5 separate regions of the Mus musculus genome follow, and all the other regions are linked to region 5. Evidence: chromatin loops called from intact Hi-C (ENCODE). Cell type or tissue: heart. All regions are shown on one strand. Region 1 holds the start of Gm36149 (a long non-coding RNA gene). Region 2 holds the start of Gm36223 (a long non-coding RNA gene). Region 3 has its middle 22 kb from the start of Gm36223. Region 4 holds the start of Gm42155 (a long non-coding RNA gene). Region 5 holds the start of Mn1 (meningioma 1).

The links. A loop is a pair of places that touch in the nucleus more often than their neighbours do. Peaks named below come from ENCODE experiments on the same cell type or tissue, not always from the same donor. Only the 100,000 strongest peaks of a DNase experiment are listed, where the experiment ranks them.
Region 1: a loop joins it to region 5, with 4 times the contacts of the local background. A loop is called at or near these places in 5 of 42 quality-filtered maps.
Region 2: it touches region 5 in a loop (7-fold over the local background); 13 of 42 quality-filtered maps call a loop at or near these places.
Region 3: a loop joins it to region 5, with 5 times the contacts of the local background. A loop is called at or near these places in 4 of 42 quality-filtered maps.
Region 4: a loop joins it to region 5, with 4 times the contacts of the local background. A loop is called at or near these places in 6 of 42 quality-filtered maps.

What each region holds. Positions count from the first base shown.
Region 1 is chr5:111,488,756-111,493,755 of GRCm38, reverse strand. Gm36149 (a long non-coding RNA gene) reads right to left here and starts at 2,876. Exons shown (of 3, transcript XR_389520.4): 1 at 2,716-2,876; 2 at 2,468-2,623; 3 at 1-1,684. In heart, no CTCF peak of the experiment used is centred here; DNase peaks (open chromatin) are centred at 2,075 and 2,935; H3K4me3 peaks cover 742 bases; H3K27ac peaks cover 2,271 bases.
Region 2 is chr5:111,507,217-111,512,216 of GRCm38, reverse strand. It overlaps Gm36223 (a long non-coding RNA gene), which reads right to left and starts at 2,939. Exons shown (of 2, transcript XR_880575.2): 1 at 1,372-2,939; 2 at 1-250. RefSeq lists an enhancer at 1,724-3,583. In heart, a CTCF peak has its summit at 2,352 (motif pointing right); DNase peaks (open chromatin) are centred at 2,236 and 2,926; H3K4me3 peaks cover 1,528 bases; H3K27ac peaks cover 3,034 bases.
Region 3 is chr5:111,528,388-111,533,387 of GRCm38, reverse strand. No RefSeq gene overlaps it. Among named protein-coding and RNA genes, the nearest start is that of Gm36223, 22 kb to the right of the region's middle. In heart, a CTCF peak has its summit at 2,318 (motif pointing right); DNase peaks (open chromatin) are centred at 507 and 2,157; H3K4me3 peaks cover 1,007 bases; H3K27ac peaks cover 3,021 bases; H3K27me3 peaks cover 1,564 bases.
Region 4 is chr5:111,463,954-111,468,953 of GRCm38, reverse strand. Gm42155 (a long non-coding RNA gene) reads right to left here and starts at 526. Exons shown (of 2, transcript XR_880574.3): 1 at 372-526. In heart, a CTCF peak has its summit at 2,962; DNase peaks (open chromatin) are centred at 2,343 and 2,783; H3K27ac peaks cover 1,864 bases.
Region 5 is chr5:111,413,752-111,418,751 of GRCm38, reverse strand. Mn1 (meningioma 1) reads right to left here and starts at 1,452. Exons shown (of 3, transcript NM_001081235.2): 1 at 1,089-1,452; 2 at 1-933. The coding sequence starts at 586. In heart, CTCF peaks have their summits at 1,477, 2,495 and 4,371 (motif pointing left); DNase peaks (open chromatin) are centred at 123, 831, 1,541 and 4,371; H3K4me3 peaks cover 3,157 bases; H3K27ac peaks cover 3,353 bases; H3K27me3 peaks cover 414 bases.

The sequences.
Region 1 (5,000 bases), 75 kb before region 5:
TTTGAACACACACACACACACACACACACGAGCACACACTTGCACACACCTGTAATACACACATGCATGAACACGTGCACACACATGTATATACACATGCATGAGCACATGCACACATGTACATGAGCACACACATGCATGCACACATGTATGTATACACATGCACACACAAATACATGTACATACACACATGCACACACATGTATACACACATGCATGAACACATGCTGTAGTGACTATTCCTGGTTGTCAACTTGATTATATTTGGAATGAACTACAATCCAGAATTGGAAGGCTCACCAGTGATCCTTATCTGGAGGCTTGGAGATAGAAGTTTCTGATCTGGATCTTGGTATGGAGATCTTGAGGTATAGTGGCTATGGATTGCAGAAGATTAAATCTCCGAGTTCAAGGTCATCCAGGATTAAAGGTGTGGTGGAACACACCTTTAATCTGGGCTACACCTTCTGCTGGAGACAATATAAGGACATTGGAAGAAGAGAGTCTTGCTCTTGCTCCTTCGCCTGCTTGCTGTGTGAGACTGAGTAACTGCTAGATCCTTGGACTTCCATTCACACACATGTATATATACACATGCACACACATACACATGCACATAAGCACATGCACACACATGTATACACATGCACACAGTACACATGCATGCACACATACATTAATGCACACACATGCATGCACACACATACGCATGCATATACTCACACGCACACACACACACATGTATACATATACACGCGCACACAGGAGAATCTGAGACAACTAGACAGGAGAATCTGAGACAACTAGACAGGAGGTGAGATGGATAGGGAAAGCCTGGGGAAAGGGACTAATGGGGTGAGGGACACAGGACCAGGCAGGGAGGTCTCCACACACCATGGGTCTCCAGCTTTCTGAGAGCGTTTGATGGAGTTTCCAGAGCAGAAATCGGCAATCAGAAGCCCAGCTGCTGAAGCTAGCACACTGCATCTGCCAAATCAGTCTTACTGGGGCACCAGCTGAGCCCAGTAGGTGCACACACTCCTGGGACCATGGAAGGAGAGGGGTAGTTTTGTTCTTCCTTCCCACAGGTTGTAACCTCTGCCTCTTCTGCCTCTTTGTCCTAGAGTAAGGAGGCACAGTAGGGAGAGGTGGTGGCCGAGATGGGCTCTGGGAACAGTGGGCCAGGTTCAAAGCTCTGGCTGTGTGACCCTAACAAAGTGGCTCCACTTGTGTGTGCCTCAGTAATGAGTTCTATAAAATGGGTACAATGATTGGGCCCAACACTTGTATGTGCCTCAGTGATGAGTTCTGTAAAATGGGTGGGACGGTAGGACCCAACGCATGGATTGTTTCAAGAATAGGAAGCATGACTACATCCAAACGCTTTATTTTTGTTTTTTGTTTCATGTGTGTGGCATGTGTGCTTGTGGGTATGCATGCTTGCATGGGGGCCCGCATGTGTACATGGTATGCATACATTCTGGCAGAGCTTGTGTGTTCATGCATGTAGAGCCTTGAGGTTGCTGTCTGGAATCATCCTGACACTCTTCTGCCTTATTCTTTGAGGCGGAGTCTCAGTCCAACCCAGAGCTGCTGACATGTCTTCCTGTCCAGTCTGTTCTGCTGGGTTCTGTCTCCATCTTCCATGGCTGGGGTGCCGGGTAAGCTACCAGGCCCACTAGCACTAAAGGAGATTTAGGGGGGATCTGAACTTGGTCCTTACACTTATCAGGCAAGCATTTTAACCTCTGAGTTCATCCTCAGCCCTCAGATGCCTTTGAAGCTTGCTAGGCATCTTGATAAAGAGAAGAACCTGAGGTCTACCAGCGCTCCCCTTCATCCCTTCTAAACGAGCCGATAAACACACCTGGCATCAGGGAGATGGCAACCTGCCAACCATGGCAAGTGCCCTTTTCCCAGCTCAGACCCCAGTAGGTCATCACCATACATCTACTGCATCACCAGGGCCTGGTTGTCCATCATGCAAGTCCCTGAATCTGGACCAAACCTATCAGCTTGTCCTAATTTCCAGGCCACAAGCCAGAAACTAACTAACTCCCACCCAGCAGTCAACCCAGTGTCCAAGTCCTGAGTCACAGAGAGGCCACACTGTCCTCGTCCTCATCATGGCCTGACTCCTCCACAGCTTGGCTTCTATCCTTATGAATCCCACCCCCTAGCTTGAAGAGACCCCACTCTGGGGCATGCAGGCTACCATCAGACATTGCCCTCACCTCCCCCCACCCTGATCCAGAAGCCCTAATCCTCAGTCATCCCTTCAAAACCTATTTATAGAACACCTACTACGTGCCCAGCTTGGTCCTCAAGACCAGAGTCTACACAGGATAAGAGATCTGTGGTTTGTACTCACGAGATCACATCACCCAGGGATGAGACACTGGTGGCTTTTCCAGAACTCAGCCCAAAGAAGGGAAGAGCAGGGAAGGCTCGACTGATGAAGCAATACCTGTGGAGTAGGCTGACAACCATGAAAAGCATTCTTGAAGGAGGGGCATGCGGGCAGCAAGATGGAGGAAGGGAAGGAGGAACTGAAGATGTCAGAAGAATGGCCCCAGCTCTCTGCACAAGCCTCTTTTCCTGTCACATCTGGTGACTCCTCGACCTGGAGATGTGGGGACACCATGGACCGCTGACACACATAGTTACCAAAGCTTCAGGAGTCAGGGTTTAAATCAAGCCTCAGCTCCCTCCTACCTGACTGACTCCAACAGAGACTGACCCTCCTGGGGTCTCGGCTTCCCCAGTGGAAGATCAGTGAGGACGCCTTTCCTCTGGATATTGCAAGAGCCAAAGAGTCGACAAAGGGCTCTGTTCAGTGCCAGACTTGGTTATCTCAGCCAAGCTAGAGAATCTGTTGGCCTGGCGGCAGGCAAGGCCTAATTATAGAAGCCTGGAGACCATTCTGAGCCTCTTGTGACTCGGGACAGGGGCCAAAGAAGCTGAGCTACCCAGGGAAGGAAGGGTCTTTAAGGGTCACATGGTCTTCACTCAAAGGCAGCCAGCCTGTTGTCTCCTCCCAGCTCAGAAGGACCCAGACAGGTCATGGGGCAGTGACACAGAGCAGACACAGTGAGGGGACCAAGAGTTAGGTTGGCTGAACACTGAGGAGCCATGCAACATCTTGGTTTCTCTGTTGAAGTGGAGGTGTTCATGGGACCTTCTTTCCAGGCCTATGAAACTTCTAGATTAGGGTCTGGTACCTGCACATCCCCAGATAGACTGTTGGATGGGATGGATGGATGGATGGATGAATGGATGGATAGATACATAGATAGATAGATAGATAGATAGATAGATACATACATACATACATACATACATAGAGAGATACATACATAGAGAGATACATACATAGAGAGATACATACATAGAGAGATACAGAATACAGAGGAGGGCAATGTGTGTACAATGTACACTGTACACCATCTCTTGGTGCTTCTTAACCTTGGCTCAACAAATTCCTGCCTAGTTCTTTGTATGCCTAACTGTGTTAAACTGGACACACCCAGTGATGATGCACAAATATACCTGAGCACAGAGCCTACTCAGACCACTAGCAGGGCCTCAGAAGGCTTTGTGATATGCAGGAAGCAGCTAGAGGCTCCACAAAGTTGCCACTCATGGCTCCTTAGCCAGAGGCTTGCTGATTGCATGCCCAGCCCAGTGGGCCATCTTGTCTGTAGTTTTTCTGGGAGAGGGTGGAGGGTCCTTCCCCACCTGTCTGTGCCCTGCCCCCCCCCCATGGTAGGGATCTTTCCTCTAAGATGATCATTCACCTTGCAAACTGAGTACGCACCCTGAGTCTTCCCCTGTCCTGCTGTGAAACTTTGTGTAAGGCACACAGCCACATTAAGTCACTGCCTGGACTGTGACCTGGGCAAAAGTAATAGAAAGAAAATTCTCTGACCTGGATGTGGCCCCAGCTTGTCACCCCAGCAACTCACCAGGCTGAGGCAGGAAGATTACAAGTTTGGGGCTGGCCTGAGTGAGTTCAAGATCAACCTGAGCAAGTTAGTTGGTTCAAAATATAAATGGGATTCGTAATTCCGTGGCTGAGTGCTCCTTGGGATGCACAAAGCCTTGGATTCAATCCCCAGAAGAGAGGGCATTCTGATGAGGCTATTTGGGGGTTCACTGTAGCCATAGGTGGCATGTACTGGATCCCAGGGACTCCCCTGGAGAAAACTGTTCTTGTCGCATCCTGTCTAAGGATGTCATGGGTTCCAGCTCCAACATCATTCCTGAATGCAGAAGACGCACACTCTATATACACCCTCAGCTGGGATGAGCCCAGGATGACCCCTGCCAGGGATGCCCCAGCTCTGACTCCCTGGACGATCCCAGGACGTGCCCCTGGCAGGCCTATGCCATTCTTTTCATCCCTGAGTCTTCACCTAAAATTGAGGGAGCCCTGTGCTGAGCAGAAGAGACCACCAAGGATGTCCGCTTTCTCTAGGAGAGAGAACTCCTTGCACCCAAACTACATATCCCAGGTGGCTTTGCAGCTAGGTGGAGGTCATGTGGTTTTCTCTGGCCAATAGACTGAGAGAAGATGATGTGGATTACTTCCTGTCATGGTTGATAAACAGGTGTAACACTTTCTTTCTCCTTCCTCCCTCCAGGTGAAGACACCCTCGGGCTGGAGAATACAGAGGTCAAGAATGGAAGCATCCTAAGTGCCTCGGGGGTTTCAGGGAGGAGCACAGGCCAGCCAGAGGCTGCCTCATTAGTGGAAAGCCCATTTTTTATGGGGAAAACACTGACTAATCTTGTTGCAGCAGCCAGCGCCTAGTTACAGATCCAGCGTGGACTTGTCCCAAGTCCAGTCATGATTTTCCTCCTTGTATTACAATGGTGCAAACGGGAGGCCCGTTCAGTAGAACGTACACATTAGAATCCGCATCCTTCGCCGTTGATGCCGGACCCCAGCCCCCCCTCCCCCCAATCTGTACTCTACAGTGTGCTGGGTGCCCAGCATC
Region 2 (5,000 bases), 93 kb before region 5:
GCAGAGGATCTTGAGCAGTTCAGGGGACAGTGGTTTGATTTTTTTTTATGCCTGCGCCAAGCCACAGACATTGAGGGGGTGTGTCAGAGTAGCACTCCCAGTCGGGGAAGCACGGAGGCTCTGAGCAAAGCCCTATGCAGCAGGCAGCACATGTGTAGACGCTGCTAGTCCTTGCCCAGGGCCGTGAAGCTTCCCCTTTGCATGTTTATTAGCAGATCCACAGGATTCCTTCAGATGGTCTCAGACTCTTCTATGGAGACAAATGAGAGAGCACAAGAAGCGGGTGGACACAGTTCAGGAGACGAGATAGGTGTCTAGGTCGGAAGTGGCGATGCCAGTGTGGGTCACTCCCCCAGACTCTCTTTTCTCATCCACAAAATGGACTGGATCAGAGCCATCCTTGGGGATAAAGGACCCTGTGGCCATCACTGCCTTGCAAATACTTATTTTTATCCTTGAAGTTATGTGTTGTGAGAGCCAAGAGGACATGGCAGATATACCCAAGACAAAGAAGGACAAACAGAAAAGTTTCGCTTGCTCTCTCTCTCTCTCTCTTCTCTCTCTCACACACACATACACACTCACAGTGCACACATACTCATACATACACATACTCACACTACACACACATACTCACACATTCACATGCATACACATTCACACACAACCACACACTCACATACACACATAAACTCAAACATATACAACACACTCACACAATACACACACACACTCACATACATATACACACACATACACACATTCACATACATATACACACATATACATACATACTCACACACAGCCACACATACACTCACACACATACACACATTCACATACATACACATATACACACATAATCAAACACAACCACATATACACTCACACACATTCTTATACAAACATATACATATATACATCCACATATGCACACATACATACACACATACACACACATATATACACATACACACATACATACACACATTCACACACATATTCAGACACACACTCACACACATTCACACACACTCACATACACACACACACACACTTTCTGGCACTGAAATCGCAGGCACGTACCATGACATCAGCTTCAGTTCATTTTCTGGTTGCTGTTTTGCCCTAAATTTACTTCCCACGAGGCCCGGAAATCTGCAGCCACCAGAGTGTGCAACACTCTTCCTTAGGCCTTGGGAGACTTCTGACACTTCTAACCTTTCCTTTCAGGGTTCTGGCCCCCTGCAGATTGTGCACGGGCTGTGGTCATGGTCATCCCTCCCCCATCCCGTTCCAGCCCTGTCACAGGGCCTTTTCTCCTACCTGGCTCTAGCTCTGGGCAGAACCTCACCACTACCTGTGGATTACCTGCATCTCCAGCCTCTCTCTTGTCACAGGTGCGAGGGGTGGCTCCCCAGGGTGCCACTGGGGCCACACCCCAGCCTTGGGCTCTCCATGCTCCCTAAGTACCACTGGCAGATGGTTTCCTTCTGCCACATGGTATCACAGGTGTGTGCACCCCCTCCATGTTCTTCAGTGAGCACAGAGTGTGCCGCAGTGCAGCTACTTCATTCTGTTCTCACCAGAACCCTTGGACATAAGCGTTGTGAAGATCTGCATCCTGTGTGTAGGGGAAACAAACACAGAGCAGTTTGTTCTCTTTCTCAAGGTCACACAGCATGCAGCAGAGCTAAAGTAAGACACCCCCTCCCCCCAACAGACTGGCCACAGCCAAGACCTAGAACATATTCAAGCCTTCCCCTGGGAAACCTTCCCCAGAAGGACTCACCTACCCTTCTACCCCATTCACAGCTGCCAAGTCAAAGCCTGGGGGGTGGGGGTGGGGTCATGAAGTGGGTCTCTTGTTAGCTGTGTGGCTCCTGATTAGTCATGTCCCTCTCTGGGCTTGTATTTCCTGTGGAGGCTATCTCGGGGTAACGCAGGGGACAACTAGGCTTCAGACTGACTTGGTGGCTGCTGCTGCTGCTGCTTAGGGAAAATCTAGGGAGTCTTCCATGGGTCCATGACTAAGCCCATCTGTTTCACATCCATCACTGTAGGGACAGGGACAAGGGTCCAGGTCCCTGAGCTCCAGACCAGTGTGACAGCTCCTTCACAAAGGATAGTGCCCAGCAGGGCAGAGCAGCTCACTCGCTGCCTCCTGCCCACAAGACCTCCTCACCCCAGGACCACAGCCCTCTACCCACACCCTTCCTTCCTCCACAGGAATGCCTGGAGGGGCTGGGCTAGTCCCAGCTCACCCAAGCTGTGACCTTGAACAAAGTCTTTTGTGTGGCCAGAAGCAGATACCATTGTCCCAGTGACCCTTGGGGGTGGCCAATGATAGAAGCTGCCCTCTAAAACCACGAGGTGGTGCTCACATCAGATCTACACCTGGGAAACGAGGCACAGAGCAGACGGGGACCTGCGTGGCAGCTACCTCGTGTCTAGTGCATGTGGGCAGCAGGTACCCACAGTTCTCCCTCACAGGTTCCAGTGAACAGTGAACTCTCAAACGGCCACGTGTTTCTCTCTGCCAAAAGCCTGCCCAGGGCTCCAGCCACCTGCAAACAAAGACTACAACTAAGGGGCTGCCACCCGCCCTCACCCTCAGGCACGCATGAGAGAGATATAGCTGTATCACATCGCCGTGGCCAAGCTGTGCGACTCTGACCGAGAGCACCTTGCCTCTGGGGACTGCTTTCCCCTCATCCATCCTTAAGGCCAGCACAGTGGACCACACAGCCTCTGTGGCTCAACCCGGGACCCATCCACAGAGCTGACAGATGACTCCCTCCAGATGAGGAAACCGAAGCTCAAAGAAACGGGAAGCTGCGCACCCCGAGTCAGGAAGCCCATCCAGGGCTCGGCAGAGGATGTGGGTGTTCGTGGGGCATAGGTGTTTCCTGCCCAGAGCCCGAGGTGGGGGCGGGGCCAGCCAGAGGGGAGGGGTAACTCTTTCCTGCCCGGGGGCCTCCCCTTCCACTCTCTCCCTTCCCCCGCCGAGGCTGCCAGACAAAGCGTCCTTTATCAAGATTGTGGCTGCGTGCGTTCTTCGGTGACACATGGGGACAAAGGAGGGGACCAGGAGTGACAGCAAAGCCTTGCTATCCCACAGCAGTCTGAAGTCTTCCCACGCCCCACCCGCCTCACAGGCCTCCCCAGGGCCTTCCAGCTTCCCTCCCCCAGGGCTCCGGAGGGTCTCCCGGGGCAGAGCACAGTCTCCTGCAACAGGAGCATGATAAGGCTATCTGCCTCCCAGCTCCAAGAACCTCAGTCTTTCTGCCTGTAAACCAGATGGGTGTTTGAAAGACCCCCTAAGCAAACACACTGAGAGGGGAGCGGGGGGGGGGGGCAGTTGGTACTGCTGTGTTTCATTTCCCGCCCTTCCTGCATTTCTCCTGTCCCCAGAGCTTTGCCCATACTGTCTCACTGGCCAGGACCCTTCCTCCCCTTTAACCTCTCCATATCTCTCTACAACAAGGTCCTCACCATCCCTCACTCCTCCAGGAAGCCCACCCTGACTGCAGTGTAGCCGCAGTACTGGGTGATTTGTTGACACATGGACATTCTTGCCCTCTGTCCTTCCTCAAGACCCACAGTCCCTTAACTGTCCCTATCCAATGACACAGTAACACACTGTCAGATCCCCCTTAAGGGCAAAACCAGGGCTTGCTTGTTTTTCCTCCTCAGACCTGGGACAATGCCTAGCCAAACTCAGACCATGCTTTTGATGACTAGATGGGTGAAGAGGTAACAAATGGATGGAAGGATGGATATTAGGTAGGTGGATGGATGGGTGGATAGTTAAACAATGGATTAGTGGATGACTGGATAGGTAGATAGGTGGATTATGAGTGGATGGATGGATGGATGGATGGGCGGGTGAATGCATGGATGGATTAATGGATGGATGGTGGATTAATGAATGGATGGATTGGCTATATAATATATATATATATATAGAGAGAGAGAGAGAGAGAGAGAGAGAGAGGATGAATTGATGGGTAGATAGGTGGATGGGTGGATGGATGGGTGGGTGGGTGGATGGGTGAGTGGATGAGTGAATGGGTAGATGGAAGTCTAGTTGGATGGATGGGGGCATGGGGGATGAGTGGGTGGGTAGGTGGATGGATGGATGGATGGATGGATGGGTTGGTTGGTGACTGGGTAGTAGCTAAGTGGATGGATAAACATGAGTAAATGAAGAAATGGGTTGGTGGAGGGATGGAGGATGCGTGAATGGGTGGATAAATGGATGAGGGGTGGAAGGATGGGTGACGGACTGATGAAGGATGGTTGGACAGATAAACAGGTAGGTGAATGAACGGATAGGTATATGGGCAGACGGGTGAGTGATGGAGAGATGATCATCTAATGGATAAATGGAATAGCCAGATGGGTGTGTGGGACTGTTTCCATATTTACTAGGCAAATAAAGGAAGGGAAAGAGGAAAGGGAAGGAGATGCTGGGAAGGGAGAGCAGGTGTCTTCCTAGGGCACAGGATAGCCAGCAGGAGAGGGGCTGATCAGTCCACAAAGCCATGGCTGCACCACTGACCCTCTCTTCCCATTTGTGCTCCCCTCAGAGGCTGGACTATGGAGACAGTAGAAAGCCTCAGAGTTTCCACAGTAAAAAAAAAAAAAAAAAAATGCTGGCGGTTGAAAAGATAGCTCAACAGTTATGAGCACAGGTTGCTCTTATAGAGGACCTGTGCATCCCACAGTCTCTCCCCTCCCAGGCTCCCTGGTCCAGATCTCTCAGCAGACAAAGGCCACACAGGTTCTATCAAAGCCGCAACAAAATCTGGACCAAGAAGTTTTCACTACTCCCCTTGTATCATTTATACAGTCACCTCTGTCTACCAGGCATGTGGGAAGCACACAGAAAAGAGAAACTGAGTCTAGTTCCCATGGGAGTTCATAACTTGACCAAAGCTTGAGAAACCCAAGTGCAGGTGGTTCTAGACCAGAGAAGGTCTCTCAGGCCACCGCTG
Region 3 (5,000 bases), 110 kb before region 5:
GTCAAGAGGAAAGAAAGTCCAGGGTTTTCTATGCAGCTGGGCAGACACTGTCCATCTGTTTGTCTGCCCACCTATCCGTACAATTCATATGCCTATCTGTCCATCCATCTATTCAATTCATGATTTTACCAGCCTTCATAACACAACTAAACAGCTTAGCCCAGCCCCCCAGGTTCATAGGCCAGAGTGGAATAAATTGCTTCAGATGTGTGTTTGAGGGTTTCTAAGCTGGTGACAGAAGCCCCCATTGCTTTCTGACTTCTGACCTGAGTCCCCAGAAACAGCTTAGGCCACTACCTAACCGGGATGGAAAATGGGCCCACCTGATAGCCATCTTTAGAACTTTGTGCAGAGCTGCAGAGGAGCCGGCCAAGTCAGGTGGGTACCGGAGTCAGGGTACAGCTGATCTCAACTCTATTTTAGTTTCTGGTATGTCCCTGGAAGGCCTGGGGTGGGAGGCTGGGGTTTTACGAGAGGGATTTGCAAGGCTATTTTCAGTAAGGATGGAGGACCAGTGAGGCCCTCTCCAGTCCAGCAGGCATAGAGGCTCAGAAACCTAATCTTGGCCATCACCCACCCAGGAGCAGAGCTGAGCTGGCATCTGCTCCTGAACAGTTTGCAGGCAGAGCTCCAACTGATGAGGACAGGGCCTGACCCATCCCACAGACAGGGACATCGAGGCTTGGAGAGGCTGGCACCATAGCCCTGCTCTTCCCCAGGTCCCAGGACAATAAGCTATTTCTGTTCCAAAAGCTGTCCCAGGCCTGGCCGGTGCCGCGCCAAGCCACCATTAATCAGAAATGGCGATACATCATGCTGCCAACAGGCAGGATGGTGGTAGGCGCCTGTGTGTGCCAGGCTCCACTCCAAGCACAGCACAGATTTCACCATCAACCTGTTTTTGCCCTCCAGAACACACAGAGAACAGGGCTGTGCCCATTAGACAGAAGAGATTTGGTCATCACGCTCCTGGGAGACAGACAGAAGACTTGAAGTTCAGCAATCCCCCTGCCTCTGCAAGCCCCATCTATCCTAACACTGTACCCCGTGGCTGTGATCTGAGGATGACAAGATCCGAGACATCCTTGGGCAGCTTCACACTGAGATAGAAATAAACCCAAATGAACTATGAAATGGGGCCATAAATAAAGCCTGGAATTGAATTCTACCCTGAGTTGGCTTGGCTGTAGCCTCCCCTGGGGTCATTGGCCTTCCTGAACCTCAGTTTACCCTTCTGAGAAATTGGAGCCCATCTTCTCACCCTATATGCTCCCCCAAACAACATCATCATCATCAACAACAACAAAACGATTCTCTCTGTGGTCAGATTTGGAATCTGGAGCCCAGAAGACAGGCAAGGCTGGGGTTGAATGAGCACTTAGAAACTGTCCCAGTTCAAAGGACAGTTAAAAGGGCAGAGGGCTCTCTGCCTCCCACACAACTTTTCTCAAGAACGGAAATCAGGAGAGCATGAATCCAGGGTGTGACCTGTAACAGCTGTGCAGCCTTGAGCTAGTAACCAAACCTCTCTGAACCTGCCTCTTCTCAGCCTCAGAGTAGGAGGACAGCCACAACCAGGGTTGTGAGAAGCCAGTAGAGGGTTCCTGTAGGGTTCCTTTGTAAGAAGGCACCAGCAGCTCAGGTGACAGCAAGGACCAAATAAGCATGATCCCCACCGCCCACACCACTTCCTTGCTCACTTGCACAATGGTTGAGCAGAAGCAATCCCACTGTTCCATGTCACCCATAAGTCTGAGAAAGAGCCAATATGGGGGTCGAAGTAGGGTCCCCCGGGACGTGAGGCAAGGGAAAGTGCAGGGCTGATGCTGGCGGACCAATGGAAAGAGGACTAGTGAGCACACACTGAGAAGAAAGGCCAAGTGAAGGAGCCACGCAAGGGAGCGCATGCAGCTGCAGCCCATGTGGGAAGGGAAGCTCTTCCCTGCAAGGCTTGCAGGAGTGAGTGAGCGTTTTTCTCTGCCCGTCCCATTAATCTGTTTGCTGTGTCCTGTTCCCGCCCTCCCACCTCCTGTGCCTGTTCATCCCGGGCTCACTCCCTCTCCTGAGGGCTCCACGGGTCATTAAAACCGAAACAAGTCCGGCTCTGATGGTTAAACCAGATGCCAGGCGCGTCCTGCCGGCCCCTCTCGGGGTCAGACCGTGGGGGGCCTAGGTTCCCAAGGGGGACGGGCCAGACGAGGGGAAACCCAACCCGAGACACATGGAGATCATTTGCCAGAAGAATGGGATCCGTGACCAGCTCCAGCAGAGGGCAAGGAGGGAGAGAGGGGGTAAGGGCATTGGGGCCAGGCCAAACTGGGCGCCACCCTGTGCTGAGACTGGCTCAGCCCAGTGCAGACTCCTTCCCTCCCCCATCTCACCAAACTCGGCCAGGCCTCCAGGCCCTCCGGCCCCCCTGTGTCCTCTCCAGTGTGCCAAGGACTGAAAGAAAGCATTCGCAGCCTCTGACCCCCTGAGCAGCTCGGGCCCTCAACAGATAGCTGATACATAGAAGATGAAAACCAAGGCTCAGAGAGGTCATGTGATTTTCCAAAAGACACACAGCAAATCAGTCAGGATTTTCCCAGAAGGCTCTGGGTAGCGTGTTCACTAAGAAGGGATGGAGTGACCTGGTCACTATTTGACAAACCTTTCACACTGTACCTTCATGCCCCCTGAGATACGTCTCCCGCCCATGGCTGGCCCCCATTTGCTTGTCCATTTCTTTAATAACAGTTGTGTTCAATACAACTCAGGTCCCATACGTTTACCTGCACAAGCTGGATGGTGGTTCTGATACATTGTATCATTTGTTTTAACTTTTGGTAAATTATAACATTTGTCATTTGAAATTCCCCTCACTGTTTAGCCCAGCCTGACCTTAGACTCTCAGCAATCCTCCTGACTCAGCCTTTACATCTGATAGTTTTGAGCTTATTTGGTGACATCTGAGTGGCACCAATTCATTCCTGACAGCACCCAGCTCTCACCTTCAAGTGTCTCACACTAGTCTCCTGCCTCCCATGTACCAAGTTCTGATTCTCTTTTTCCCTCTGTGGTTGCTTCAGGCTCCACTTTCTTGTCCATGAACCTGCAGCCGATGGGTACCAAGTAACTGAACCTTCCAACTGTCACGACCATTTGCAACCTTGTTACCCCTCTGGAGGGAAACCATGAGGTCATAGGATGAATCTATAATGGGTGTCCTCACCATCCCTGAACCATAGCTCAGCCTGCACAAGGTGGTGGGGAACCAGCCCCCATCATCTCTTGCTTGGACACCTCACTGCCCCACTGCCTCTGCCTCAGCTCTTCCACTGGCTCATCCCAGCCACCAGTGACCCCTGCCTAGACCCACATTGCTCTCTGAAGACATTTGTTAGGAGCCATATTCACAGTGGAACTGCTTATGTCCCGTGTCTGCCTCTATCCACCAAGCACAACTCATCCCTCACATGCTATCTGCTGACTTATCTGATCCTGTGGGTGCTTTGGGACTGGAGATTGTATCTGATGTGTATCTCCCCAGGGTCCTGAGAGCACAAGAGGTCCTCTATAAGTAAATATCGCTTGTTGAAAAAAAGAAATTGAGGCTCAAAGAACCGGCCTGTCTGAGGAGGCACAGTCAGATGCAGAGTGACCAGAAATGGCTCTGTCTGCAGAGACAAGTCAGCCAGGTGCCCAACAGGTGCTCACCGCACAGCACCATCGGACTGCCTTGGAGTCAGCTCAAACCCTGCCTCTAGCTTGTTGGACCTCTCAAGACTGTTGCCCTCTCTGTGCCTTGATTACCACAGTCTTAAAAGGCGTGATCCCTAGTCCCTGCTTGGTGGAATTTGGTGGTTATTTGCCCCCATTTCCCCTTCCTAAGATCCCTTGTCCCAGCTGGCCCCTCCTGCCCGCAGGTTAGATGGACACAGTGGGGGTTGCAGGCAGGGAAAGCCACCGCTGGCAGCTCTTTCCCCTGAAAGGGGCCCCTCAGCCCCTCAGGCCTAGCTTCATATCAGGAACAAAGACCTTGTGGACATTCAAAGCAAAGCTCTGGGCTGGAGGCCAGAGTGGGCGGCCACAGAGATGGCCACGGGGCTCGTGGCGGGATGGCCAGTGACTGGAAGCTGTCCCTATCCATCAGTCAGCGGTGACAGCTCCTGGGGCCTTGCAGCCCCCCTATGGTCCAGCCAGCTGACCCTCCTCCTTCCCTGCCTCGTGGCCCCAGCCAGTGACCTGAATAGCAGATCCTTGTGAGCAGTGACAAGCCTTTGCTCCAGGCTTCTGCTCCTTCCCGCTACATCCCAAACACAGAGAGAAATGAGACAGACACCCATACCACACTTACCCTGCTGGGGAACTGAGTCCTAGGAGTCCAGCAGATGGAAAGAACTTGGCTTGGCCTGCAGACAGCCCACTGAGTGCCCTGGGCATGCCTTGCTTCCTATCTGGGCCTCAGCCCCAACACACACACACCACACATGCACATACACATATACACACAGCACACACATTCACATGCACATACACACAACACACATACACATATACACAACACATACAGATACACACAGCACACACATGCACATACATACAACACACATGCACACACACATGCACACAATACACATATATACACAACACACACATGCACACACACATATACATACACACATCCATATCCACACACACGTGCACACTTTGTGGTTGGATTGTCATCTCCAAGCCTTTGTGGATCTGGTGATGCTGGAGTAGTTGGTGTGTACCACAGAGACATGGTGCTGCTGATGGGCTCAGGGGACTCTGCTTACTCTTGCTGTGGTCCCCAGACAAGTTATTGAATGTCTCTGCGCTGTGTCCCCCTGCTAGACTGTAAAAGCAAAGGGGGAAATAGGGTTGGTGTAGGGAAAGGCTTCTGGGCAAAGGAAACAGCTGGGGTGGATGCTCAGAGTCCAGACCACATTGAGAGCATTTCAGGCATGTGGTGGAAGCCACTCTACCTATAGCAGGGC
Region 4 (5,000 bases), 50 kb before region 5:
GGAGGAGGGAGGAGGAGGAGGGAGGAGGAGGAGGAGGAGGAGGGAGGGTGAGGAAGATGAGGAGGAAGGGGAGGAAAAGGAGGAAGGGGAGGAGGAGGAAGAGGAAGGGGAGGAGGAGGAGGAAGGGGAGGAGGAGGAAGAGGAAGGGGAGGAGGAGGAGGAGGAGGAGGAGGAGGAGGAGGAAGGCGGTGGAGGTGGCTGCTGAAAGCTGGAAGGGAGTCCTCATCAGAAGTCCACTCATGAGTAGCTATCCTCCAAGCAACACTGTCTTGGGGAATTCATCTCGGGGAATTGCCCCCTAACTAAGAGTCATCCCAGGTGGGCTGCTTGATGGTTTATGCCCATCTTAGCATAGGGAATGATGTCCTCACCTGGGTATCCAGCTGCTCTGCCACTGGCCAATGCTTGGCAGGAAAGACTGTGGGTTGGAGGGGCTCCTTCTTGTGCTACCAGGGGAAGCCCTCTCTGTTGAGTAAACACTTTCCAGTGTAGCCGGTATGAGGAGTTTCTCCTGCATTCCTGTAGGTAACCCCTCACCTTTGGTCTGTGGGGAAGTCCAATAAACTCATTGGTTACCCAGAGGGAACTTTGGCGGACTCCATTTGTCACTGAACCCTGGGAGGAGGGGTAGATGTTTTACTTCTCCCTCAAGGAAGGAATTTTAGCAACACCCACTGTGTGACTTTTAGCAACACCTACTGTGTGACATCTTTGTTGTTCTCGGGTTTTCTGTGGTTTGGGGGTTATTTTGTTTGGGGTTTTGTTTTGTTTGTTTGTTTGTTTTCTGGTTGGTTTTCTTTTTTGTTTTTTGTTTTGCTTTGTTTTATGATCCAATGAGTTCCACTGGGGTTGCTAAAAGAAGCCCGGACAGCTTGCTGGTGGCTCCCCACTGAAGAAAATGCCTCTCTTCAGCTTCTGTTAGCCTCAGCAAGGGCAGGGCTTCCCCTTGATCTTGGGGGTGCAGCCCTCCACCCCCAGTCAAAGGAGATGCTTTTGTGTTGTCTACACCTCCTTGCAGGTGTCATGACTGATTGTGCCTTGGTTTGAGGAACAGAAAGTCAACCCTGTGCCGCACAGAGGAGCCAAAAGCCAAAGCGTAAAGAGGCGGGACAGTGGCCTTTCAGTCCACCTACGTTGCAGAAGTCACACACACCAGCTATGAGAGATAACACCTGAGGGTAGGCTCTGTGTCTTCTAGCCATTTGGCCTTTGGCAAGTCACTCAGCTCTCAAGCCAAATGGGGATTAAAAAGAGTGTCTGCTTCAGGAAGCCACAAGGAGCTACAAGAAACTGAAGTGGCCAATGTTCCTGAGGTGAGGATCCCATTAATATTTGGGTACTACCAGGGACCCCAGAAAACTCACGGCAGAAGTGGCTTTGGTATAAATGACTGCCAGAAGACCTGGAGTGAATGTCCAACAGCAGTGCACCTCTGTATGTTTGTGAGACAGAAGGTGACAAATACCCTCTCCAGAGTTACTGGGGGGGGGGGGGTGTAAAAGACCCCAGAGCAGTGGTTCTCAACCTGTGGGTCGCAACCTCTCATGGGGGGAGGGTGGCTGTACTGTGAGGCACTGTAGTAAAGGGTCAAGGCGTGAGGAAAGTTGAGAACCACTGCCCCAGAGGCTCAGCTACTGTTGTGTCATTGTGTCATATGGAGTGCAGCCAGACAGGTGGTTCTGATGAGCAGCAGGTACTGATGTTGACTCTGGCTTCCAGAGGCAAGAAGCAAGAGCCACCAAGGTGCCATGGGTCCATCATCCATACCATCACCACCATCAGCACGGCCACCATCATAATCACAATCACCATCATAATCGTCACCACCATAATCACCATCACCACCATCATCTCCATCAGTATCACCATCGTCATCACCATCACCAGCACCAGCATCACCAATGGCCATACACAGAGCCTAGTTGGCAGACTGACACTGGTCACTTTATCTCAAAGCCACCCTTCCTTAGGCAGGGACACTGGTGGACTCTTTCCTGACTCTGTCACTATTCCCTCTGTCTGCCAAACCGTTGCTCCTGCTCACCGAGTCCCTGCCACCAATACGGTGGATTCCCATACATCATGTGATGCTAAGACTCCCCTGGGGGTCTCCTCTGACTTCTCACCCTACACAAGGACTTCCTTCTCAGACACACCCACTCCCCCGGGTCTCCAGGATGAGATTCCACTGTGGTCTTCCAGTCCCCGTAGGTGCTGGCTGTCTGCAGAAGGGAACCTGGCTGGCTTCTTCACCCATAGCTGTGCCCCGCCCCGGCAGGCCTGCAGTGGCTTGGGTGTGTTCACATAAGGGAGCCGAGCAAAAGAGACCTTAGCACAGGCTGGAGGTGCCTTCCCAGTGCCACAGGAAGAACCAGATGGCCGCAGGTTCCCTTGGGAATTAGGAAATAATTATCACAGAGGCTGGGGTGTGGCAATCTCCCGTGGGAGAGCCATTGTTGGCCACACGCAAGGCCCTGGGTTCCATCCCCAGCGCCACAAAAAGCAAGGCTACACACAAAATCCCTCCTGTCCGTCCCACGAGGCAGCGGGGGGGGGGGGGGACGACGGGGGGGCGACCTCCTTTTCAGGACCCGCTTCCCCAGGGGCCACATGACAGGGACAGGCCTCTTGGAAGAGACTCCTGCCCCCACCGAGCAAGGAAGCCTGCACTTTCAGGGCCTTTGCCTTTTATGGCTGCCGTGACATCATTTCTCCTTCTCCAGCAGACATTCCCATGCGGATCCGCCCCCACCCCTTCCTGTCGGTTGGGAGGACCGATTTCCTGGACCAGACAATGGCTGCTTGTGTGCACAGACCTTTAGCTGAGGAACAGCAGCCTGCACAGCCGGACCTGTGGGGACCAGAGCAGCCCTGCTCAGGGACACGCTGCTCCCCCCAGCCCCACCCATGCAAGGCTCTTGGGAAGACAGAAGCAGACTTTCCAAGCACGCCACATGCAGGAAGTCCTGGGGCCTGCAGTCAGTGCCCGCACAACCTCCTTCCACTCCTCCCTTCGTGGGAGCCCAGGCCTGGAGCGCCTGGTGTGGGGAGTTACAGTTAAGAGACTGGAGTCTCAGAAGAGACTTTGGACTTTTAAACAGTGTTGAGGTTGTGAAAGACTATGGGGACTTTTGAAGTCAAATGCATTTTGCATTATGTTATGGCTGCAAACCCACAGAGCAGCCAGGGAGAGAAGCGTGGTGTTTCTGAAGAATTGCTCCCAAGGGCTCGTGGATTTGAATGTTTGGTCCCCAGCCGGCAGAGCTGTTTGAGAAGGATTAGGAGGTGTGGTCTTGCTGGAGGAGGTGTGTTATTGGGAGCTGACTTTGAGCTTTCAGAAGCCCATACCACCAGGCTTCGAGTCTCTATGTCTGTCTCTCTCTCTGTCTCTCTGCCAGTCTCTGTCTCTCTGTCTTTCTGTCTCTGTGTGTCTCTGTGTCTGTCTGTCTCTCCCTCTCCCCCTCCCCCTTTCCCTCTTTCTTTGTCGTTCCCTTTCCCTCTCCCTCCCTCCTCGGCCTCCCTCCCTCCCTACTCATGGATCTGATCTAAGCTCCCAGCTATACTGCTCCAGCAACATGTTTACCTGCCTCCTGCCATGCTCCCCACCACCATGACAGTCACCCTCTGAAACTATAAGCAGGACTTCAATTAAATGCTTTCTTTTATAAGCTGCCCTGGTCATGGTGCCTCTTTACAGCATTAGAACAGTAACTACTATTATCGAGAGTAGTAGTATTTGTCCCAGATAACTACACATTAAAAACATGGATCAACAGTGACTAGGTAAACAGACTGTGGTATGTCCATACAGTGAAATACTACTCAGCAATAAAAAGGCAGCAATTATTGTGGATAGGACAACTTAAAGCATTATACAGAGGAGAAGGCATAGTTGGGTGTTCCTGTCAATGTCCATGCCATTAAAGGTCCCAGAGTAGATGCAGCTGCTCTGCATTGCACAGTGTTGGAGGGGATCTATCCAGGGATGGTTGGGAAAGAATTTTGTAGAGAGCTCATCCCCATGGAGGTCTGTTTGTGAAAGTAGCAAATTACACACTTAGGGTCTGTGTGCTCTGTTTTGTGTAAGTCATACTCCAGCTTTTAACTCTGGCTTTTCTTCTCAGTGCTGGGATTGAACTCAAGCATGTACTCTCCTGAGGAGCTATGTGCCCAGTCAAGACTCAGATCTAAAATGTGACAAGGGTCACCACTGGGATTAACAACAAACAAAGGCTAATAATCAGACTCAGGGTGAAGGTGATTACCATGCGAGCCTGGACAACCTAACTGATCTCCAGGACCCATGTAAAGGTGGAAGGAGAGAAATGACTTCTTAGGGTTTTCCTCTGAGTGTCACATGTATACCACATGTACACCACATGTGTATCACATGTGCATCACATGTGTACTGGCGAGTTTTGTGTCAACTTGACACAGCTGTAGTTATCACAGAGAAAGGAGCTTCAGTTGAGGAAATGCCTCCATGAGATCCAACTGTAAGGCATTTTCTTAATTAGTGATCAAGGGGGAAAGGCCCCTTGTGGGTGGTGCCATCTCTGGGCTGGTAGTCTTGGGTTCTATAAGAGAGCAGGCTGAGCAAGCCAGGGGAGGCAAGCCAGTAAAGAACATCCCTCCATGGCCTCTGCATCAGCTCCTGCTTCCTGATCTGCTTGAGTTCCAGTCCTGACTTCCTTTGGTGATGAACAGCAGTGTGGAAGTGTAAGCTGAATAAACCCTTTCCTCCCCAACTTGCTTCTTGGTCATGATGTTTGTGCAGGAATAGAAACCCTGACTAAAACAAATTGGTACCAGCAGAGTGGGGTATTCCTGTGACAACCTGACCATATTTTGGGGAGGACTATGGAAGGACTTTGGAACTTTGGGCTTGAAGATCCATTCATTGTTAAGAGCTCTGTCAGATGTTGTGTAGGAGCTTGGAAGATAATGTTGACAACAGTGCAGAAGATGGAGGTCTGGTTTGTGAAATTTCAGAGGGAAAA
Region 5 (5,000 bases):
TCTGGTCCAGAGGCAGGCACGGGGCAGGCACGGCGTGGCCCGAGGTGCCCGAACTATGGAAGTCCGGGAGGTTTCCTGGCCGCTGCGGGCCGAAGCCCTCCGGCCCCTGGCTCTCCGCCATGTGCTCATAACTCTCTGCGAAGGGAGGCTGGCTGCCCAGGCCGCCCGCTGCACCTCCGTAGCCAAGCAGCCGGCCCCCGTGCAGACATGAGGCACCTGGATCCGGACCACCGAAGTTGCCCCCAAAGTGGGGGTGATGCTGGTGCGGGTGATGGCCTCCGGGATGGCTGTGGTGAGGCTGCTGACCGCCGAAGAAGCCATGCACAGGCTGCGCCTGCAGCCCCCCTGCGTGCAGCTCGGAGTGGCTGCGCGCATGAAAGCCGTAGGGCTCCATGTTCAAGCCCAAGATCGGGGGTTCGCCCAGAGCGCTTATTGCAGGGTCCACGGGGCCAGTAGGAGGCCCGGCGTGGAAGGCAGGAGCCTTAAAGTGGGCGTTCATGCTCAGTCCGGCTTCGTTAAAGTTCCCCTCGCCCTGACCAGCGTGCCGGCTGTTGATCTGGGGCTCGAATTGGTCCAGCCCAAACATACTTGGCGGGGGCGGGGGGGGCGGGGGGGGGGCGGGAGGGGATCAATAGGGCATGACAGCCTGCTCCGCCGCGCGCCTCCGGCCAGGTACTCGCCTCAGCCGAGGTTCCGGCGCTCCGGGACGTTCTGCACCGCGGGGCGCAGCGCTCACTGCCGCCCGGCCCAGCGCGCGGGCGCTGGCTAGGAGCTCTCTCCGCTGCTCTTCGGAACCTCGAAATCGACCCAAGCGGGCCTCTCACGTCTTGCGAGGCCGCGGCGCCTCCTGGAGCCTTGTCGGGGGGCCCATGCCCCGGGTCGATGGCACGGTCGCGGGTGGGTATGCGGAGAGGAGACCTGGAGGCCGACGAGCTGAGACAAAAAGTTAGATAGGGGGGAGGGAAGGGGACGGAAGAGCAGAATGATCACCTCTGGAGTCCGCGGCGCGGCGGCTGGGGCCGTAGCGGAGCCCCTTGGTCCTTCCCCTGCCCCGAGTCCCCGCTCCCGGGCCGCACCGGCTCCCGCACCTCCGGTCGGCCGCGGGCGATCGGCGGCGAAAGCCTCAGCGGCTCGGAAGACGGGCTGCTCCGCTCCTCATCGCCGGTGCTGGATTCACAGCAGTAGACGCGGGCGCCGGAGCGGGAACGCAGGCTGCGGGAGACGCGCGGCTCCGCGGCTCCGCGGCTCGGGCTCGATCGCCGGTCGCCGCGCGAGTTCGCGGGAGTCTCGGGCCGCGCGCGGGAGGGGAGGCGTGGGGCCGGCGGTTCCGAAGCTGTGGTTCCCGCCTCCGCACTCCACGGGTCCCCTCGGACCCGGGAATGGGCCGCGCGGGCGAGCAGGGCGCGCGGGGCGGGCGAGGCGCTGCGAGGTCCGGGATTCCGCTCCGCGTCTGCCTCTCGCCGGCGCCGGGAGAAGCAGCAACAAGTTTTGCGTTTCAGCAATCCATTCCAGCCATTACCTCTGCACCAATCAGCGCCGCCCGAGCGGGCTCGGGGGCGGGGCTCGCTCTTAAGGTGGTCCCGGGTCCCGGCTGCGCAGGCCCGGCCACCAACCCGCGCTACTCCGGGTCCGGCGCTACGGCGTTGGGGGTGCGCCCCAGGTGCCCCCGGCTGGGGAGGGCGCGAGCCTAGGACGACGGCGGGAGCCAGGCTTTGTCCGCCCCCTTCCCATTCACGCTGTTCTCAACTCCCCACCCCCAACCGGAGCCAGCGCGACCTGCGGGGTGGGCAGGGGGCGGGGAGGTGGGCGGTGAGCTGTGCGGGGCGCACAGACAATGGGGTAGCCTGGCAGAGTCCCCGGACGCGCCAGGGAAAGTCGCTAAGTGTCGCCTGTGCTGCAGCCCGGGGCAGCGCCCCAGGGAGCCGGCCCTGGCAAGTTCACGAGGTGATCGCCGAGGGGAAACACGAAGTAAGGTTGTCTCTGCGACCAGAGACTGGCTCGCTCCTTCCCTAGTCTCCCACCGTCCGCGGCTTCCGGTTCTCTGCCGCTGGCTCCACCGGGAAGAAGCCACGCACCCTCGGCCGCTTTGTGGAGCCACTTCGGGTGAGCCCGGCGCGGGAGCGACGAGGCGAGACAATGCGAAACCCTGAGGAGAGCGACGCGCAAAGGGCGCACGGGGTGGGGGCGGGGGTGGGGGCGACACCTTGCTGCGGCCACAAGCAGGCAGGCCCAGGCCCTGAAGGGCGCGAAGTTGGCCTCCTTAAAAGATCAATTAAACTGAAGAGGTCAAAGAACGGAATTGGATTGTGATACTAAAATCAATAAGAGTGATTTAATACCTACCCTATTTCATATGGAATATTTATCCCAATAATCTTACTTAAAATTGTTTAGATCTTTCTACTCCTCACGGAGTAGAGGCTGAAATCTATCTTGCAATTAAAAGTTAGAAGTTGGAGGTGATAGGAGGTGGAGGTGTTTATTCTGTGGACGCGCGCGCACCCAAGCGCCAGCATGCGTGTGCGAGTTTTCCTCTCAAAGTGTAAGTAGGGGAGGAGGGGCGGAAAGGCTTTTAATTTTCCTTGTCATGAAATAAAGCGAGACAATTTTGCTGGCAAGCCAGGATTCTTAAAAGAAGAGGGGAAAAGAAAAAAAAAAAACTTTCGTTGAAGTGCCCCCGATATCGCTATTAAATCTAAATAAAATTAAGCACGGTGTATAAAAATGCCTTCCCCCCCCCCACAAAAGAAAGTGTTTATCGCCCAAGTCTGTCTAGCGTTTGCTAAATTACGCATGAAATCTGAAATGAAATAAACGTTATAATAAAACCAACCCGGAGCCCTTTTTATTTAAAAACCTCAGATTAAGCACTCCACTGTCGCGGGCATGAGTTAAAAGTTACCGTGTCATTCGCGGCCGATTCATTACTCCCTGGAGCTTCTGAGGAAAGAAACGTTGGAAAATGGGCTCGATTTAGGAAGGGGGGGCAGGAAGCCCCAAGAGACGTCTCAAGAAATCACACACACACACCCAAGACACACACTCTTTCACACACACAAACCCATCCCCCACACACTCACTCACCCCCACCCCCACCCTCACACACTCGAAATAAAAGCTCTCAGGAAGCTGCAACAAGCTCGGGTTTTTCCTGCAGTCTACAGATTTTTTTTTCTTTTGAAATTAAAAATGAAAATTACCCCCACCAAAAAACGGGGCCCATAAATAAGCATTGGGAAGAAGTATTTGTGCAGGGTGGTGGAGTTTTAAAAGGATTTTTCTGCAGGATCAGGTTGTTGGTCTGTGATTAAATATTGATTTTGTGTAATTAGTTTTCATGCGAACTATCCTCTTGCTGATAGCTTAGAGGTTTCAGAACTAGAAAAGAAATGGAATTGGACATGGAAATTATTACTTAGCAAAGTGACAGGGAAGGAAAGCCAGCGAGAAGACAGAGGCTTTGCCTGTGTAGGCACAAAGGAAAGAGCACCCCGTTAGACACCCCCAACTAACCCTCCAGGCCCAGAGCTGAGGGCCCTTGAACCTCCTGGGCAGAAAGGGGGAAGAGTTCCGGAATAGATGTCAGGAGGAGACCCCAGGTAGCAGAGCTGTGACACCTGGTCATGTGCCTCTGTCCTGCGGACAGTAGCCTTCTAAATAGGTTGAGATGGAATGTCTTGTATTCTGGAGGGGACCGGGAGGTGGTGGGGGGGGGGCCTGTTTGGAGCACTAGGAAGAGATGTTAGGAGCTGGGAAGAAAGACTCACAGGCCTGCTGTCTGGGAAGCACTGGTTTGAGGGTTTGGGGTGTCACTCCATACTCTTTGGTAGAGGGCCCCCACATCTGAAGGGAGGAGGGGGTGGGCATATATTTTCCAGGCTCTTTCCCAGAGTCAGCACTTTGGGGTGTGTGTCTGAAAGAGGGTGGGTAGGGTCCCCTTCCTTAACACTATAAATGGACTACGCTTACATTTGTCCTTGCCCCAGGAGGCTAGCCTACACCTGTGTGTTTCTATATATGGCAGATGCATGCATCTTTGGAGGCCACTGTGGTGTGTGTGTGTGTGTGTGTGTGTGTGTGTGTGTGTGTGTGTGCACTCAAGTGGATGTTGTCTGCTCCCAGCCACCACCTCTCTCTGGGTGTGCAACTACGTATCTCTGTGCAGTTGCCTCTGCCCTTTGGGTGCCCTCACCCCTGCCCTTGTGTGCCTGATGTCCTACTGGCAGGAGGATATGCTCTTCTGCGGGGCCTTTTGCACCGCAGCTCGAACCCTCTGTGATGTGGGCACCCCTGTATATGCCTGTGTGTGCACACACCTCTGGAGCTGGCTTCTGTTTCTTTCAAACAGACACATTGCCCCCTAGTGCTCAAACGGACTCAGAGCCCCTGCCGGCACCAAGCCAGGAGCTGCAGAGCCTCAGGCATCTAGCTGGGCCTTCTCCTTCCTCTCCCCCTTCCTGTACCCCACCAACACCACCACTACTGAGCATGTTGGCACCAGCAAAGGAAGGAAGGGACACAGATGGGCTGGGGCCCTGAGGCTACTTTGGGGTGCTCTGAGCTGGTAACATGTGAGGAGCTGCCTGGAATGTCCCCTTAGCTGCTCAGAACAGCTTCCAACTGGGGCTGAAGAAGGGCTTCTGAAGTCCACATACAAAAATACGCATGCTCAAAATGCACAGCCCTGAGAGCAGGAGACACAATGCTCGTATTTGCCCATCAGCCCACACAAATCTGAAGGGTGCCTGTCAGCACACGCGCAGTAGACAGACAGGAGACAGTCCTAGGGACAGGCCAGTGAGGTGTCCTCTCATCTGGCTGTATACAGGGGGCTTCCCATCTAAAGTCTGACTTCATCTTCTCAGTGCCTTCAAGGTCCAGACCTGACCTATTTGACAGATGCCTCTCTTGGTCAAGGAATTTGCCCAGAGCAAGGTAATAGCAGATCCCAAATTCCAGTCCACAGACAGCATCCTGGGGCTACTGCCAGGCCTAAGCTA